4 separate regions of the Homo sapiens genome follow, and all the other regions are linked to region 2. The links are chromatin contacts, found by Hi-C or POLR2A ChIA-PET in ENCODE. All regions are on one chromosome and are shown on one strand. The core of a region is the stretch at or near the end of the contact, and the rest is flanking DNA. Distances in the headings are between cores, read along the strand shown.

Region 1 (3,090 bases), core at 21-2,520, 300 kb before region 2:
GAGGCTGGTCTCAAACTCCTGGGTGCTAGAGATGTTCCTGCCTTGGCCTCCCAAAGTGCTGGGATTACAGGCATGAGCCATCATGCCTGGCCAAAAAGAGATTTTTAAAAATGTTTTTTGCATGCTCTGTTTGCCTCATCTGAGTGCCTCTAAAATAGGGTGTCTCTCAGGTGAGACGACCTCTGGTTTAGGTGCTTATATACTCATGGAAAGATCATATAACTAAATGGGAGGTGAGCTAGATTAGGGAGGTAGTTCTATTTATTGGTTGTGAATATGCAAGGATGCTATTGGCAGAGTCAAGCTTTAGGCCATTTGTGGCTCTGATCCTTTAATAATGGCTGCTTACGAGAAAATGTTTATCATTGTTAGGTGCAAAAAAGTAGGTTGTGCAGTATTATACTTAGTATAATATTGAATTTGAAAATTCTGTGTATTTGAGGCCAGACATGGTGGCTCATGCCTGTAATCCCAGTACTTTGGGAGGCCAAGGTGAGCCCATCACTTGAGGTCAGGAGTTCCAGCCTGGCCAACATGTCGAAACCCTGTCTGTACTAAAAAATACAAAAATTAGCTGGGTGTGGTGGTGCACGCCTGTAGTCCCAGCTACTTGGGAGGCTGAGGCAGGAGAATTGCTTGAACCCGGGAGGCAGAGGCTGCAGTGAGCTGAGATCATGCCACTGCACTCCAGCCTGGACAACAGAACAAGACTCCATCTGGGGGGAAAAAAAAAAGGAAAATTTTGTGTATTTGAGTGTTTGTACATTTTATTGTATGCATGGAAGAAATCCTGGTAGAAGATAAACCAAAATATGGTTGTAAGTATAATTAATTAAAGTTGGGGAAATGGAAAAATTAAAACAGGAAGGAATACTTATGAAATATTTTGTTTAAAAAAAAAAAAAGAGGGTGGCCGGGCGCAGTGGCTCACGCCTGTAATCCTAGCACTTTGGGAGGCCGAGGTGGGCGGATCACGAGGTCAGGAGATCGAGACCATCCTGGCTAACATGGTGAAACCCCATCTCTACTAAAAATACAAAAAATTAGGCGTGGTGGCGGGTGCCTGTAGTCCCAGCTACTCGGAAGGCTGAGGCAGGAGAATGGCATGCACCCGAGAGGCGGAGCTTGCAGTGAGCTGAGATCACGCCACTGCACTCCAGCCTGGGTGACAGAGCGAGACTCTGTCTCAAAAAAAAAAAAAGAGGGGGTGCTGCCCACATGTTGCTTTTACAGTACCTGCAATTTCAGGGGGGAAAACCCCCAAAAAACTAGGAAGTGCAAGTATGTCTCAATTCAGGAAAGTTCATAGAAACTTTACAAATTACACCAGATAAACTGGGGAATTAAGTTCAACAATTGAAGGTCTGATATGTGTTACTTTTATTCAGGTGTTCTGTGGATATGAATATAAATGAGAAAGTTGAAACATAGTTCACTAACAACATTTTGAAATGAGATTAAAATCACTAACAACATTTTAAATGAGGTGAATTGTATGTGATGTGGACTAAACTAGATAGCTGTTTAAAAACTTGTTTAGAGAAAATACAATTATAGTTTTAGATGACCTAGTGTTAGTCTAGATTAATCTAGTCCCATCCTCTAGGGATTGGAAGTCCAAGAGGGGACCATTCTAAGAATGGTTGTGAACCCCTTATAGAATCTGATGAAAGCTGTGGATTTTGTTTTCAGGAAATCTCACTTGTCCATTTTCACACGGTTTAGCATAAAGTTTAGTCTGTTTAGCCTAAAGCATTGTTGGGCTTACAGGCCTCCAGCTCCTGAGAGGTCTGCTTCCCGCTTGATCCTTTTATCTGTTTACTTGGCTCTCTGGAGCATGAGAGTAGGTGAACATGGAGTTTTCCAAAGCAGGGGGCCTAACTTACTTATTGAGCTAGGCATGTAACAGGAAGAAAGAAGTAAAGGGCATTGCAAGCTGACCAAAAAGTAATACTTTAAAGAGAATATACTTTTCCCAAGTTATTTCTATTATTTGTCTTTTTTCTCTTTTCCAGTTAAAAGTTTGGGCAGGGTGCGGAGGCTCACATCTGTAATCCCAACATTTCGGGAGGCTGAGGCAGGCAGATCATTTGAGGTCAGGAGTTCGAGACCACCCTGGCTAACATGGCCAGACTCTGTCTCTACTAAAAATACAAAAAAAATTAGCTGGGCAGAGTGATCCCTCATCTCTAAAAAAAAAAAAAAAAAAAAAATTCTGGGCACGGTGGCTCATGCCTGTAATTCCAGCACTTTGGGAGGCCAAGGCAGGTGGATCATGAGGTCAGGAGATCAGGACTATCCTGGCTAATACAGTGAAAACCTGTCTCTACTAAAAATACAAAAAAATTAGCCAGGCTTGGTGGCCAGTGCCTGTAGTCCCAGCTACTCAGGAGGTTGAGGCAGGAGAATCGTTTGAACCTGGGAGGCGGAGGTTGCAGTAAGCAGAGATCATGCCACCGCACTCCAGCCTGGGAAACAGAGCGGGACTCCATCTCAAAACAAAACAAAACAAAAAACCGGGCACAGTGGCTCACTCCTGTAATCCTAGCTTACTCTGGGAGGCCAAGGAGGGTGGATTGCCTAAACTCAGGAGTTCAAGACCAGCTTTGGCAACATGGGGAAACCCTGTTTCTGCTGAAAATACAAAACATTAGCTGGGCATGATGGCTTGTGCCTGTAGTCCTAGCTGCTTGGGAGGCTGAGGCACAAGAAGCACTTGAACCCGGGAGGCAGAGGTTGCAGTGAGTCGAGATCATGCCACTTCACTTCAGCCTGGAAAAGAGAGAGAGACTCTGTCTCAAAAAAAAAGTCAGACTCAACTTTATGGCCCTTAGCATTTAAACAGACTTTCTGTGGGTTATGTGCATGAGCTTCCTTGGAGACAATTTTTAACCTGAAGCAGCCTTCTTAGCCCGGATCTCTGTGATCTTGAGGGAGTCATTTCATCTCTGTATCTTTTCTCATCTGCAAAATGGAGATAGCGTACGTATGAGGATTAAATGTAAAGCACCCAAAACAGGTCATAGTGTATGGTAAATGCTCAAAAAATGTTAGCTCGTACTTATTGCCACTTTACAAATGTCTAGACAT
Region 2 (2,910 bases), core at 61-2,560:
TGCTGAATTCCCCGAAAGGAAGCCTTGTTTCATTCGGCACGGTTAATCTCTGTCTCATCACCTCCTGCGGCCTTTCCATGTCTGTGTGGTCTCAACGAGCACCAGAAATAAAAAAATGAGTGAGGATTTGGCCCCTTCCCCAAAACACTCCCACAAACAGTAAGTCTGAAGTGAAAGTAAATACAGTCGTGCAGGGTTCCTGAGACCCCAGCCAAAGAAACACACAAGGATAAAGTACAATGCAGAACTCTTCCCAGTTTGGGCTGCAAAACTCGAGATGGGACTGGGTCACAATTTTATAAATCACATATAATGCACAATAAAAAGATTTTAGGGCAGCATGGCAGAAGTCACCGTTTAGGAAAAGAAGGAATAGGAAGGCCTGGAAATGCTCTTAACTAGGTTACTTCTGGGGAGGTAAGTGAAATTAGAATAGCAATAAAGCAACAACTCCTGATCACCAAACTGTATTTGAGGACCCAATCACTATAGGTCCGACGTCTTGACAACCAATTCTTTCTTCTCATGGACAAAAACCACTTGATTAACAAGCCCCAGCTCGTTTTTGAGTGTCTCGAAACTCCTTATAGCCCCAGGTTCAAGCCCCAGTAAACCTCAGAGAATGAGCTTTCTAAGGAGGAAGGAATTGGGGGCTCTCACAACTGACCACCGAGGACGTGCAGCTAACAAGCGTGACTATGAAATCCAGCACACACAGCGCCAGGAAAGGTAGGATTCTCTGAAGCCGTCCTAACTGTGCAAGAACCCTGATACGAACAAGGAATCTGACAAGTCCGTGTGTCTGTTGTTACGGAGCTCATCTGCTTCCTGTTACCTAGCGGGAGAGGTGTTGAAACCTAAACACTCTGGTGTCAAAGGACCTGCAGGTAGAATGCACAGCCGGAGGCACCCGTGACCTGCGCGGGCCTCGGGAGCCTCGGAGCACCCATCCCCCGCTGCAGCCTCCTGCGCGAGCACCCTAAAAGGCGGAAATATTCAAGCAGCAGGCACAGGCAGTACCGGAGCCCTTCGCACAGAGCTTCTTGGCCTCGGGCTCCAGCTCCAGGGGACTCCTGCTCCTCTTGTTCCTGGGGCGTAATACAATCTCGGAGGTCTTCTGGGTTTCTGGGCGTTTCTTGGGAGCCATCGCGTCCTCCGTGTGAAGGGGTACTGTGCTCTATGCGAAGATCATGGAGGGAGGATTGAGAGGCCTCTGGGGAGAAACAAGGCGGGGACTACAAAACTGCGGGGCCACAGGTAGCCGAGCTAAGCCAACTTCCCGCCAAACATGCCCAGGGCTTGTTCAAACCAGCTTGGAGCTCCGGCCCCACCCGTCTCGGAGACCCCGCCCCTTCCTGGAAGGCGGGGGCGCGGGGAGGGGGTGGTGCCAAGGGGCGGTGCCAGCGCTCCCGGGAGGGGCGGGAACTGCGCCAGGGCCAGTGCCAGCCCGGGTCAGCTGACCTCCCTGGAGCAAAGATGGTCCCCGGCTTTATGGATTTTTTTTTTTTTTTTAGCAACAGGGTCTGGCTCTGTCGCTCACTCTGGAGGGCAGTGGGGCGATCATAGCTCAGTGCAGCCTCCACCTCCTGGGCTCAAGCGATCCTCCCACCTCAGCCTCCTAAGTAGATGGGACTACAAGCGTACGCCACCACGCCCGGCTAATTTCTCTCTCTCTCTCTCTTTTTTTCTTTTTCTGGAGAGACGGGGTCTCGCTTTGTTGTCCGGGCCGGTCTTTAACTCCTGGGCTTAAGCGATCATCCAGCCTTGACTTCCTGACACGAACCCTCCTCAAACGCGGCGCTGCCAGGCCTCTGCGGGTCCGGGGAGGAGGCCCGGTGCCAGCCAAGGCTCTGTCTCCCGCCTTGCAATTGGTGATGACGCCCGCTCGGGCTTTGGGATTGGCTGGTCCCTACAGGGTGTAGTTGGGGAGTGGCGGCTTTGTAGAGAGCTAGTGCCTTTCCTAAGTTAGAAGCTGGGCTCTACCAGCGGTCAGCTTTGCAGTCGGATTCCAGAAACTACAGTCCCATCGAATCCAAGCTGCTTCTCTGTGAAGGGAGAATGATTGGAACTCCTTGCCTTTTTTTTTTTTTTTTTTTTTTTTTCCTAGAGGCAGTGTCTCTCTTCCGTTACCCAGGCTGGAGTGCAGTGATGTAATCACAGCTCACTGCAGCCTTGACCTCAAGTTTCACTGATCCTCCCACCTCAGCCTCCCAAGTAGGCTTGCAGACCTGTATCCCCAAGCCTAATTTTTTTATTTTTATTTTTGTAGAGACAAGGTCTTGCTATGTTTCCCACGTTGGTCTGGACCTCCTGGGCTCAAGTGATCCTCCTGCCTCTGCCTCCCAAAGTGCTGGGATTACAGGCATGAGCCACCGTGTCTGGTTCTCACTGCTCTTTTATTTGTTTGGTCGTTGGCTGTTTTTATTTTTTCTTTCTTTCTTTCTCTCTTTCTTTTTTTTTTTTTTTTTTTTGAGACAGGGCCTCTCTCTGTCACCCAGGCTGGAGTGCAGTGGCAGGATGTGGGCTCAATGCAGGCTGGACTTCCTGGACATCGATCCTCCCACCTCAGCCTCCCGAGTAGCTGGGACTACAGGTGCGCGCCGCAACACTCAGCTAATTTTTGCATTTTTTGTAGAGACAGAGTCTCCCTAAGTTGCCTAGGCTGGTCTAGAACTCCTGGCATCCATCCACCTCGGTCTGCCAAAGTGCTGAGATTACAGGTGTGAGCCACTGTGCCCAGCCTCCTCACTGCTTTTTTTTTTTTTTTTTTTTTGAGACGGAGTCTCACTCTGTTGCCCAGGCCGGAGTGCAGTGGCACAATCTCGGCTCACTGCAATCTCCGCCTCCCGGGTTCAAGCGATTCCCCTGCCTCAGTCTCCGGAGCAGCTGGGACTAGAGGCACACACCACC
Region 3 (2,858 bases), core at 342-2,841, 500 kb before region 2:
TCTAAGTGGTTTACCTCGTGCTGATAGATGGCCACACTCTTTAGAGTAGTTCTCATAAGTTCTAGAACTGGTAGCTCGGTCGTTTCGCACACTAGGTGGCATACAGGCAGCAGCAGGTGTTCATATCCTTGATTTTGAGAATTTCCCCTCAAGTATGTGGCAGTAAATACAACAAGACACTCTATGTATTAATGTCTCCATTGTCTTAACCCTGTTCCAAAACAAAATTCACCTCCTTTCTTTATGTGAATGTATTCTCCATAAAATTCCAGTATTTAAAAAGCAGTTTACTGTTCTGTACTTTCTGTTGTATCACAATCAGGTAAAAGTCACTTTAAACTGAGGAAACGGCAAATTGTGTTTTAAAGCTCTTTGTATTTCTCCAGTTTCTGACCTTGTAAATTTGTATATATGCACTAATAAAGCTTTTTTTATAATCCTGATGGGTTATCCTTTTGCTCGTCAACTCCTGTTATTCTGATTATGTAACCAGGACTTGTTTTTTTTTCTAAGCATATACAATGCAAGGTGCAAACATTTAACAACAGCTTTCAAGAAAATGAGCAGGAGATCTTTAATGGGGAGTGGTGGGGCCAGTTTAGACAAACAGGCTTCTAGTCCCAGATGGTGCTGTGTGATCAAAGTTTTGGGGTCTAATATTATCTATAATATCTAGATTGGTTAATAGCCATATTAGATAATATTTTACCTACTTAATTCCTGGCAATGATGTAATATGGTTAACATTTCAGAAAAAAAGGTGCTTTATAGCTTTTTTCCCCCCACTGATAAAAGTAACAGATACGGTTATATTCATATATAGTTAACCAAAGACACGTGTTTGAATTTTATTGTAGTATATTTATTTTTTTGTTGTTGGTTTTTTGTTTTTTTTTTTTCTGGAGACAGAATTTCGCTCTTGTTGCTCAGGCTGGAGTGCAATGGCACGATCTCGGCTCACCGCAACCTCCGCCTCCCAGGTTCAAGTGATTCTCCTGCCTCAGCCTCCCGAGTAGCTGGGATTACAGGCATGCGCCACCACACCCAGCTAATTTTGTATTTTTAGTAGAGATGGGGTTTTTCCATGTTGGTCAGGCTAGTCTCCAACTCTCGACCTCCCAAAGTTCTGGGATTACAGGCGAGAGCCACCGCGCCTGGCCTGGAGTAAATTTCTATGCATATAATTGATTTTTTTAAACCTAATCAAAATGTGTGATTTGAATTTGTTAGCTCTGTTTCTTAAGATTTGCAGTGTAGAAGGTAATTTTTCCTTTCTAGCTGTGCAGTGGAGAGAATGTTAAGGTGAAAGGAGAGAAGCAGCAGCTCTCTTAGAGCAAATTATGCATAACAGTTATCTAAAGCCAACAGCAAACCAGCTTGGAAGTATGTTGAAGGCTACTGGCATCGTACTCATCAATGCGGTTTCGATTCCGAGGCTGGGGCTGTGATGTATGAGGGGAAGAAAGCCGCTGCCCGCCATACATGTTGCAGACCTTCCCGGGGTCCCCGCTCCCTCCTTGGGGGCGAGGCCTAGCTCCCCGGAAGCGCCCGACCGCCCCGCCCTTTCTCCGCTTCCTGCTTTCGGTTGCTAGACTACCCGGGCCCTCACAGAAGGCGGTGGCGGGCGGGTGCAGCGAGTTTGTCCCCTTGCCCGCACACTGCTTGGCCTCTGTACTTAAGTGCGGTGGCCGCCTGCCTCGCTGGAGCTTCTCTGCCGCAGCCATCCGTGCTGCTTGGGACGGGCCGGGGCGCGAAGGCGGTCGCATCCATCGCTCTGCCCTCCTGGGAAGTTTCTGCTCTCCTTCCCCGCTCCTACCCTTAGGAAACCCCCTCACCACCTGCCCCAGACCAGGTTCCTCTGAACCCTAAATTCAATCTTTAGGGCCCACTTTCCCAACCCCCTGACCTTTTTCCATCGGCACCTACCGAGACGACTTCGTCGCGTGCTCCCATACCCATTTCTTTCACTTTCCTGTGGCGAGCATCTCCTTTCTCAGGGAAAGGGAAGCATGGGGCCAGCACCTTGGGAAGAAGAAGCGGGAAGATACGCTGCCCTCCCTGTCTCAGATGCACCTCTGGCCTCGGCGTGACCACCTTGTTTAGCTGAGGAGAAGCTGGGTTGGCAGGGTTTTCTGAAGTCAAGAGGGAGCTGGGGGGCGCCCGGGGAGGTATTGGCAGTTTTTTCACTTGTCCTCTTGTGGCTTTGTAGCTTCTCTTGTGTAATCAGCTGCCTATTTGGAAATTGGGCAGGGTTTGCGACTGGATGCTAATGTCACTGACTAGTTTTCAGCCTACCATCCAGAAGTAACATGTTCCCAGCTTTGGAAACGCACCTAAAGCAGGTCGGTACACAACACGGAAAGCCACAGAAATTTCTTCGGGGAACTCCATTTCTTCGGGAACTCCACAGAAATCTGCTACTAGATGAGAAGGGATGTTCTGGTGGCATCTTTTCTCAGCTGGAGATCTTGATCCCCACGATAGAATAATTCGCATGGAATGCAGCTCGCTTGGTTTAGTCTAGTCCTATGCAACAACGCTCATGTACTTTTTGTTGAGTCTATTATGGTTTGAAAACATTATCTTGATTGAAGTGGCCTTTCCTTTCACAGACTATTCCTGATCCTTATGAAGACTTTATGTACCGTCACCTCCAATATTATGGCTACTTTAAAGGTAATACCATGTTCTTATCTAGTATCACCTTTCCTGGACTCAAGAGGAAAATTGCTTCGTTAGCTGGGAGGGTTGCACTTGGGTAGACTAATAAATAATTTGCATTGACAAATAAATACTTTTTCCTCTACCATTAGTGAAAAGTACTTCCTTTCCCCATTGATCTGCGGGTCACCTCTGTC
Region 4 (2,700 bases), core at 37-2,536, 430 kb before region 2:
ATAACCCTGAGAGATACACAGTAGTGTTAGATTTAGATACAAAAACTGGAAATTAAAGTAGCTAAAATGACAAATGGATGCAGTGGAAAAGCCAGGATCCAAATCCAAGTCTTTCCCCTACAGTACTTCACTCTGCTCCAAGCTCAGATTCACCAAATGTTGTTTGATAGAACACGTGAGCTGGGGCTGAAGGAGCAGGGACAATGCCTTTTTCACTTTTGCCTCTGATAGCCTGTAGACTGGTAGGCACTGAAGTATTTGTTCACTTGTGCAATAAATATTTATTGAGCACCTCGTATGTGCTGGGCACTGAAAACACAACCGTGAACAGAGGCTGTCACGGTTCCTGAACTCATGGAGCTTTCATTCCAGTGGAGGAGACATAATTTCAGTGATAATGCTACGACGGGGCACAATGTGGGAGAAAATAAGAGGGAGGTGGCCAGGCGCGATGGCTCCTCACTCCTGTAATCCCAGCACTTTGGGAGGCCAAGGCGGGTGAATCACGAGGTCAGGAGTTTGAGACCAGCCCGGCCAACATCGTGAAACCCCGTCTCTACTAAATAGACAAAAATTAGCCGGGCGTGGTGGCGTGTGCGTGTAATCCCAGCTACTAGGGAGGCTGAGGCAGGAGCATTGCTTGAACCTGGGAGGCGAAGGTTGCAGTGAGCTGAGATCGGGCCACTGCACTCCAGCCTGGGTGACAGAGCGAGACTCCGTCTCAAAAAAAAAAAAAAAAAGAAAGAAAAAGAAAAGGGGGAGGTAATTTTAGAATGGTCAGAGAAGGTTTTTTTGAAAAGATAACATTAATCAAACGAATAAATGAATGAAAAGCCACTCGCTAGCGGATTCATTATTTGCTATACTTATTTAGAGTTTGTCAGTCACGAGACTGTTACGGCTCTGATGCTGAGTATCTTTTGAATCCTATGTTGATGATGCCCAAAAGGCAAGTGCAGAGATGAAGCATAATGAAGAATCCTTTTCAATTTCTTTTCAGTCCTCTGACCTTGCCTCTGCCGTCACGGTCACACTCCCCCACTGACACTCCCATTCTTCTGTTTCCGGACACTTGCGGCCTGGAAGCGCATGTGCAAGAGAAACCGTCATTCCTGGTGAAGGGCGAGCCCCCGGCAGAACGCATGCGCCTCTGTCCCTTAAGCCCCGCCCCGACCTCAGCGCCCCCTCGCGAGCGCCTGCCGTTTCTCGGGGCGGGACGGGGGGGCGGGGACTGGGCGGAGAGGCGCGTGCTGCTGCGTGCGTGCGCGCGCGCCGCGGGCGGGCCAGTGAAACCGGCGGCCCTGGCACGTGACCTAGGACCGGCTCACCGGGTCGCTTGGTGGCTCCGTCTGTCTGTCCGTCCGCCCGCGGGTGCCATCATGGCGGACGCGGCCAGTCAGGTGCTCCTGGGCTCCGGTCTCACCATCCTGTCCCAGCCGCTCATGTACGTGAAAGTGCTCATCCAGGTATGAGGCGTCGCCGCTCCCTACCCCGCCCGGCGCCCCGTTCGGTCGCTGCTGCTCAGGGCGCCTGAGGATCGGCTCAGCCTTGCGGGCCTTTCATTCTCCCGAGATGCTGCTGCTCCTCCGCTGCCCTTTACCTCCCCGCAGGGACAGCTTCCTCAGTCCCGCGGCCCCGCTTGGGGGCCTCGCCGAGCCCTCGCCTCGCCGCCCAGCGTTGAGGCCCTCTCCTCCCTTAGCCAACCGCCACCCGGCCCTGCCCTGCCCGGCGGATCCTCTGAACTTTGGTTCTTCGTCACTGAGGTGGATCCTGGCCGGTCGCCACCAAAGGCTTCCGAACCCTCCCTCTCGCCCCTCCGAAATTCACATTCACCACTACTCCCCCCAAAATCTCAGACGCAAAACACGAAATACTCAGTTGAAGACAAATGTGAAGTTAGGTGGGAACCAACATTTTATTTTTTATTCCTTTTTTTTTTCTTTTTATGCTACTGTTACTACTGCTTTTCTGTTCCGAGGTTTTCGCACCAGATACTGAGAGAAACACAAGGAGCTCATTCAGAAGTGTTAATGAAGGGGTTGCTCTGTCAGATTTCGGAAGGATGCATTGAGCGCTTTCCAGCAGCGGCCCATGTGGCTCCTGACAATGAAAATCACATTTGTCAGAGCTGGAAATTAGTGAAGCTGAGTTTTAGCGAGTTTAAACATGGGAGTTAGTTTCTAATCTACTGTCAAATAATTATTACATGGTATTTTATATTCACATGCAGGTAGGCCAAGTAAGTGATAGACTTAGTGTTTCCAGTTCCTTTGCTATATCCCTGTAATGGGCAGGTCATTCTTTTTTTTATGCTTTTACTGAGAGTTGACATAATTACCTCATGCACTGTGCCTAGGAATGGAACAGTTTTTAGAACCCCTGTCTCGCCGTCTACTTTTCTGTAAAAAATAGGCAAGACACTAGAGAGGGCCCCATTTCTTATTCTTGAGTTGTTGGGAATCCAAATTATTTCTTGCTGAGTAGACCTGTGTGAATTCAGATTCCATATGTTAAAGGCTATTGCAAATAAATTCTTTGTACTTAGAACAAAGACTGATTAGAATGTACTGTAACATCCAAAACAGAATTGGCACATTTGGGGCTAGATAGCATCGGAGGTGACAGCATGTTGCAGTATATAGTAAGAACCCTTGGGGCCGGGCGCGTTCGCTCACGCCTTCCCAGCACTTTGGGAGGCCG

What was found. Hi-C counts contacts between places; a loop is a spot of excess contacts on that map. ChIA-PET counts read pairs that join two places held with the same protein, here RNA polymerase II (POLR2A). Pooled maps may share reads with other maps.
Region 1: a pooled map shows a loop between it and region 2 (5-fold over the local background). The contact joins the enhancer-like site here to the promoter of DDB2 in region 2. A Hi-C loop is called at or near these places in 5 of 37 single-sample maps with no recorded cell type and 7 of 50 pooled maps. POLR2A ChIA-PET finds 5 or more read pairs at or near these places in 6 of 52 experiments (GM12878, OCI-LY7, WTC11 and 3 more).
Region 3: a loop to region 2 is called in a pooled map, with 5 times the contacts of the local background. The contact joins the promoter of AGBL2 here to the promoter of DDB2 in region 2. A Hi-C loop is called at or near these places in 1 of 37 single-sample maps with no recorded cell type and 7 of 50 pooled maps. POLR2A ChIA-PET finds 5 or more read pairs at or near these places in 5 of 52 experiments (AG04450, GM12878, WTC11 and 2 more).
Region 4: a loop to region 2 is called in a map of CD8-positive, alpha-beta T cell, with 9 times the contacts of the local background. The contact joins the promoter of MTCH2 here to the promoter of DDB2 in region 2. A Hi-C loop is called at or near these places in 2 of 168 maps with a recorded cell type or tissue (CD8-positive, alpha-beta T cell and naive thymus-derived CD4-positive, alpha-beta T cell), 6 of 37 single-sample maps with no recorded cell type and 14 of 50 pooled maps. POLR2A ChIA-PET finds 5 or more read pairs at or near these places in 3 of 52 experiments (RWPE1, WTC11 and activated naive CD8-positive, alpha-beta T cell).

The regions. Positions count from the first base shown.
Region 1 is chr11:47,511,576-47,514,665 of GRCh38, reverse strand. All of the region lies in intron 1 of CELF1 (CUGBP Elav-like family member 1), which reads left to right. Among named protein-coding and RNA genes, the nearest start is that of CELF1, 40 kb to the left of the region's middle. RefSeq lists a silencer at 967-1,106. Within about 2 kb of position 1,270, at least 12 of the 41 ENCODE cell types and tissues checked have a DNase peak (open chromatin) inside an H3K27ac peak, as active enhancers do; they include GM12878, where a contact is called at or near this core.
Region 2 is chr11:47,213,374-47,216,283 of GRCh38, reverse strand. DDB2 (damage specific DNA binding protein 2) reads right to left here and starts at 1,310. Exons shown (of 10, transcript NM_000107.3): 1 at 1,021-1,310. The coding sequence starts at 1,147. RefSeq lists enhancers at 978-1,257, 547-1,746, 1,588-1,827, 1,034-1,869, 1,870-2,706 and a silencer at 1,308-1,517.
Region 3 is chr11:47,714,102-47,716,959 of GRCh38, reverse strand. AGBL2 (AGBL carboxypeptidase 2) reads left to right here and starts at 1,591. Exons shown (of 19, transcript NM_024783.4): 1 at 1,591-1,785; 2 at 2,210-2,342; 3 at 2,613-2,676. The coding sequence starts at 2,310. It overlaps FNBP4 (formin binding protein 4), which reads left to right. Exons shown (of 17, transcript NM_015308.5): 17 at 1-466. RefSeq lists an enhancer at 1,854-1,913.
Region 4 is chr11:47,641,145-47,643,844 of GRCh38, reverse strand. It overlaps MTCH2 (mitochondrial carrier 2), which reads left to right and starts at 1,286. Exons shown (of 13, transcript NM_014342.4): 1 at 1,286-1,466. The coding sequence starts at 1,380. RefSeq lists a silencer at 1,096-1,365.